Regions from separate parts of the Mus musculus genome. Here region 1 is linked to region 2. A link is a loop called in an ENCODE intact Hi-C map of the cell type or tissue named here. Cell type or tissue: heart. All regions are shown on one strand. Links, peaks and the distances in the headings refer to the core of each region. The heading gives the core; the rest is flanking DNA.

What was found. A loop is a pair of places that touch in the nucleus more often than their neighbours do. Peaks named below come from ENCODE experiments on the same cell type or tissue, not always from the same donor. Only the 100,000 strongest peaks of a DNase experiment are listed, where the experiment ranks them.
Region 1: it touches region 2 in a loop (2.2-fold over the local background); 2 of 42 quality-filtered maps call a loop at or near these places.

Annotation. Positions count from the first base shown.
Region 1 is chr12:73,911,032-73,913,958 of GRCm38, reverse strand. All of the region lies in intron 1 of Hif1a (hypoxia inducible factor 1, alpha subunit), which reads right to left. Among named protein-coding and RNA genes, the nearest start is that of Hif1a, 4.6 kb to the right of the region's middle. In heart, for the core only: no CTCF peak of the experiment used is centred there; no DNase peak of the experiment used is centred there; H3K4me3 peaks cover 1,228 bases; H3K27ac peaks cover 347 bases.
Region 2 is chr12:73,725,660-73,728,586 of GRCm38, reverse strand. All of the region lies in intron 10 of Prkch (protein kinase C, eta), which reads right to left. Among named protein-coding and RNA genes, the nearest start is that of Gm34189, 55 kb to the left of the region's middle. In heart, for the core only: no CTCF peak of the experiment used is centred there; no DNase peak of the experiment used is centred there.

The sequences.
Region 1 (2,927 bases), core at 247-2,746, 190 kb before region 2:
AAGAAAAGTTTAAATATTCTCTGAGAAGGCTTGGATTGTAGTCTGGCCATAAAAACCTAAAGGCTGGATCTGAAGTTTTATCCAAATTTTTAAAGAGATTCTGGAATGTTCTTTGTTTACTATAGCAGAACCAAATTGGTTACCTTCTTTAAGGCAGCAAACAGAACCCAATAGCAGCCTGTAAATTCTAAGCTTGCAACACTATGGTTGTCCCAAGGATGACCTTTCCAGTAGGTGAACTTTTTAAAGCAGTATTTCTATTTTAATCACTGTTATTCCATCAGCAAAATGCCTTCACAGTTAACAGCTATCATCAATATTTTATTTGATATGTATCATATTTTCATAAGGATACATATATTTAATGCACATAACACAAGAAACAAACATGAGAAGTAATTTACCCATTGTTACAGAGTGGAATCTTTGGCAGTCAGACTTCAGAGAACATGCAGTTCCCCACTTGAGAGAGACAGGTGAAACACACATATTCAATAAATGAATATGAAATATAAAAATGAAACAAGGATGAATACTTTCCACTTGTTTATCTAGCAGATCTTCCACAGCAATACCCAGATGCTTCATGTTTCCTCAGGGTTCTGAACATAGAGGACTGAGAGGCATTTTTAACATACCTTAAAGGATACTAACTGACTTCCCAGGCCTTGCACATATTACACAGCCATGTTTATCAATAAAATATGTCCTCTAGTCTGATTCTAATAAATAGAAAAAGTATCAAAAAGGTGACAGAAATTAAAATTTAAGATTAAAAACCTATGAGAATTCCAAAGCATAAGAACAGTTTTTTATGAAAAAATAGCCAGGGGATACAGGAAAACTTAAAAAAAAAAAAAAGAAAAAAAAAGCATCCTTTAAAATCCTCTGTATTCTCTTTGCTCATCCAATTGTACATCAGTTGTTTGATTTGTTCACTCGAATACTTAGGGCTCATGTGCATCAGTATTCCCTATTAGATGTTCTTCAAACTCAGTCTATTTAGGACTTTGCCTATAGAAACACATACCCAATTTTAGAATGGAAAACAGGAGGTATCTCTTTATAGAAACTTGCTTGATATCTAAATTTATAAGAAAAGGCCCATAAGAACCAAAACACTACTTTGAGACTCCAAGTTTCCCCTTAACCTCTGCTTACTTTTACCAGTGTTTTTAGTTGGGCAAACTTATCTTCACAAACTATCCGGGGGAAAAAAAGGGCAAATACATAACATTTGTAATTCATCAGTGAAAACAGCACCATTGAAGAACACTTACTTTGTCTAATTATGATGATTCTAAACATAAGCTATGTTCCACCACTAGCGTTTTCCTATTAACAAGGAAAATAAAATTTCAAAATGATACCTTAAAATAATCTTTATATTTAGTATTCCAACCAAGTAGAATTTAATAAGAAAACACTAATAAATGATAGTAGAGTTGGGCAGAACAACTAAAAGGGATTTTGTTTTATAAAATGATACCATTTTAATTACTATCTTAAATGGGGTTTTATCTTCAATAGACCAGGCATATATTAGTTGACACTAAATATTTCTGAGAAAATTTTAAGAGACCAACTCTTTCCAGGTTACTAGAAAAATTTCACTCCTACTTTAAAGGTATTTAACATTCTTTTTTAAAGCTTTTACTTATAAACTGTTCTTTGACATTTTGTTCTGTTTGTAAATGAATCATCTGAGGTGACTTCCACAAAGGCAAAACCTGCCATGATTCTAGTTACATGAGGTATCTCTCTAGAGTACTCAGGTTTATGATTCAGAGATTCAGAATGGTGGCACCACAAGCTAAAGCTAGTGGGAAACTGGGAGCTGTAAAATGCCCATAGATTCTGTTTTGCAAGAAGAAAAAGTTGGTTACATGACAAAATTTGCCACAGCTAAAATTTACACCTAGAAATGGCTAGAACAGAGTAGGTTGTTAGTTTTTTAAACAACTAAATAAGACAAACACAATCACTTTAAACACTATAAAGTCATGTAGTAATCTCTTTTGATTTTTGTTTTACAATTTGGAATTCTTTATATTACATTTGTCTAAAAGACTATGCTTGGCAAACAGATGAGTCTTTTAATTTTTATTGGAGAAACCATGAACTTTAATATCAAATTCAATACACACAACAAGTAGTTCATTCTTGAAACTTCAAGAGATGGAAACAAAATTGCTATAATTAAAATTTTATGATTAAACATTCTCACTATACTTTTACCAAAAATGCTGAGCAATGACACTTTGGCTTGTTAAATTCTTTTTCAAATCCTTCAGAGTCAAGCAGAAAACATGCAATAAATACCTATACTACAAGCAAGAAATGGCTAGGTAAAACCTACCTATTGCTGTCTAGTCCCAAAGGGAGGGGTACTGAAACAAAGTAACCTTTTTCTTGTAAGTTAAAATCAGTTTCTTGGTAGGAAGGTACTTCAACTCCACAGATATATTTAGGTTACTTTCTCTTAATGAGGAGACAGACTTTAAAAAAAAAATGTCATGAGTGTTTTAGATATCCATTTTTAACCTAAATCTGTAATATTCATGAATGGAAAAATTATCATACAACCAACATCATAAACTGTTTTAAATTCTTGACAACAACAAAAGTCAAGAGACTAATCTGCCTTAGCCTCCTATATACCATCCTTGGCATACAAAACACTGGAATGTAAGAACAGTATCTAAACCTTGAGCCTGCACACCATCAGAAAGTTGGGACAATCTCTAGATTTCACAAGGTGCTTTTGGAGTGGACTGGAACATGTTAAAATATCCTGACAACTAAATAACACTAGATAAGAAAGTGTACTAAGCACCATATTGCTATTAAATTCCTGCAGACAATACTCAGAATGTGAGCATCAGAACAAGAAAAAAAAAAAGCAAGCTACTACCAGTTCTAAACCT
Region 2 (2,927 bases), core at 104-2,603:
GCAGTCCCAGGACTCTTAGCTAGTATTGTAGACTAAGATGGCCATGAAGGTGTCAGAACTGGATACTCAGACCTCCGGGTCCCACAGGAGTCTGTGGAGCTTCTGGGGCCGAGCTGGGCTGACCCTGAGTTTTACAAGACAATCATGTTTCTATATGGCTTAAGTAATTGGCATTTTTAGGCTTCCTGTGACTGGTAATGGTGCCGAATCCTAAAAGATGCAGAAGCCAAACATTTCAAGCCGTTTACAGTTTCATTCCTGCTGTCTCCAGGGGACCCTCTTCCCCTGTATCTCAACCTTTAGGCTTTGGTACTACCACAATTCCTGTACGTTAGTTTCTACCTATCTGGTCACCATCTATCTTTTTGCTTCTCTGCTTGGCTCTCTTGTGGTCCCTTTCCACAGCCACAAAGCTATCCTTATCCTTGTTCAGTTGTAACGGTCCACACTCACCTCAGATGTCGCTTCCTCCATGAAGTCTGCCTGAATGTCTCACGTTGAATGGCATTCCCTGTATTCTCAAGATACCTTGGGTATTCTGTAAAGGCAATTGCAACTGCCCCCCAACAGACACATGCCAGTGCATGGACCACTTGGTCTCTAGCTGGTAGCATTATCTTGAGGGACTGTGGGACCTTTGGGAAAATGGCCTAGCTTATAAAAGTGGCTCACCAGAGGTGAGTATTGATGGCCACAGCTCTCTGCTCCCTAATCTGCCTGGAACAATATGAACAAGCCATGGGGCAAGCTACCACCACCCAGATGAAGCTGCCATGAATTCCATCGTGCCTCCTCCACCATGACGGTCAAAAGCTAACCATGAACTAGACAAATTCTTCCCCTCTCTGAGTTCTTTTTGTGAGGTATTTTGAGAGTGTAATATGAAATGGAACTGACATACTGGGCATGCTCCAGTTTTGGGCTCTACCTGCTATTAGTGGTCTGTGGATTGTCTATCTCATCCTACAGACAAAGCCACCAAGGAGAGGACCCTACCACACTCATTGCAGAGCTAACCCTTCTCACACGGTGCGTGGCACACTGTGTTCCTGACCTGCTCTTGCTGTGACTAGATTTTCCCTTGATGAAATGGAGCCCCAATGGATGCCTCAGAACACCTGATTAACTCATCAATGAGCAGGAAGTTAAAAATTAATCCTATTTTCAGTTTCTGGACATGGGACTACAAACTGCAGACAACCCATCCTGACAGAGCCTCTGCTGTGTGAAGCAATTTGCTGGTTGCATGTTTGAGACCTGAGTTTCCTCACCTGTAAAAACAAAGCTGGCCTTAGGTAATCTTTGGGGTGTAAAAATCCTATTGTTGGGTGTCCTGGATGCAAGAAACACACAGTGACTGGTTGGTTCCTCCAGGGATTGGCAACATGACCAGCTTACCTAACTCTTAAATAAACTATTTATGAGGTACGTCTAATAAAATTTTAAAGTCATCAGATGACTCTGGGATAATGGAGTGCTAACTGTGAGAAAATATGCCTCACTGGTTCCAACTACACATCCCTTAAAAGCCTTAGAACTCACCACTCTTCCTGATACTGGGCATCTACAGTTGCTGTTCTTTCAGCCTAAAAGATACTTTTCTTCTTCCTCACTAGTGACGTGAGCCTAAGAGTTACTTCCTAAGAAGATCTTCCATCTCTCCCTAGCCAGACCCTTCGCCCTGGGGAAATTCTCAACCAGGACACTGCATTTCCCTGCATCCCGGCATTGGACAGACTTGATTGACAACTGCCTCCATCACTGTACTGTGTCCTCCACCAGGGAATATTATTGGTTTTGTTCAACCTTACGTCTGTCCTTGGCTATGAGACGATGGTTACTGAACACAAAGTGGTCTCTAAGGGTTGCTCAGGGGAAGTGAAAAGGCCAAGTGTTTTCTTGTGGGAAAGGGGAGACTGAGTAGAGGCAGTATGTCAGGTAAGTCCACTTAGCTGGAAACCGTGAGTTCTCCATACATTTTTGGAAAAAGAATACGGAACGTTGGTCACTGTCTGGTGACAATGGAGGAGTAGTCTCTGAATGAGCAAAGTCGGGCAAGAAGGGAGTCAGGCTTATGACTAAAAAGTTCTGGGGAGAGCTCAGAGCCAAAATTTCCCATGGAAGTTACTCACACTCTGAGCACCTCTGTGTCTGGTCCTTTCTGAATGACAGATGGCAACAGGTGGCCATCCTTGCTGTGTAGCAAGTGAAGAAGGAACGAAACTGCTTCTCAGTGGAAAGAATGATGCCATTGGAAGAGAAAGTGTTAATTAACAGGGCTACTGAGTTTGACTCTCACCTTTCTTCAAAGAGATTCTTCTGATTGAACACAGAGGAAAAATGCAAATATGGAAATGCAGCCTAAAACAGGTGAGGTAAGACTACAAAACTCCGGGCTCAAATGAGAGATTATCTGGGGAGTTCGCAAGTTGGCTCATAAAAGATGGCGAGGAGAAAGGGAGGCCGGGGAGATGGGAACCAGAGACATTGACCCAGTTTTCCAGAAGGGGAGAACTGCAGAGCAGAATGACTCAGGCATGAAACATCTGCCATAGATCCAACACAGAACTGATTTGCAAGCAAATTCCTAGTGAATCTCTAGCCAAGGAAGCAACGTTCCTCAGAGTGATCTCACCAAGGGTTTGCTAAGCAAAGCCACACCCAACTAAGTTCAGACCACATAAGTATCTGAACCAACCAGGCCCCAATACCCCTGATCCTGCTCTTGAGAAAAGAGGTAAGCAATGTGTGAGAAGTTTATCTTCACAGAGAGTCAGCTGCTGTATTCAGGGTCTAGTTTAACAGAACCGTCCCTATAGGGATAGAGTTAACCTCACTGAACTGTAAGTTTAAGAACGAGTTGGGAATAGCAAGCTCTGTTAGAGTGCTTGTCCTGGGACAGATGTCCACAGTCTTATGAGCTAAAA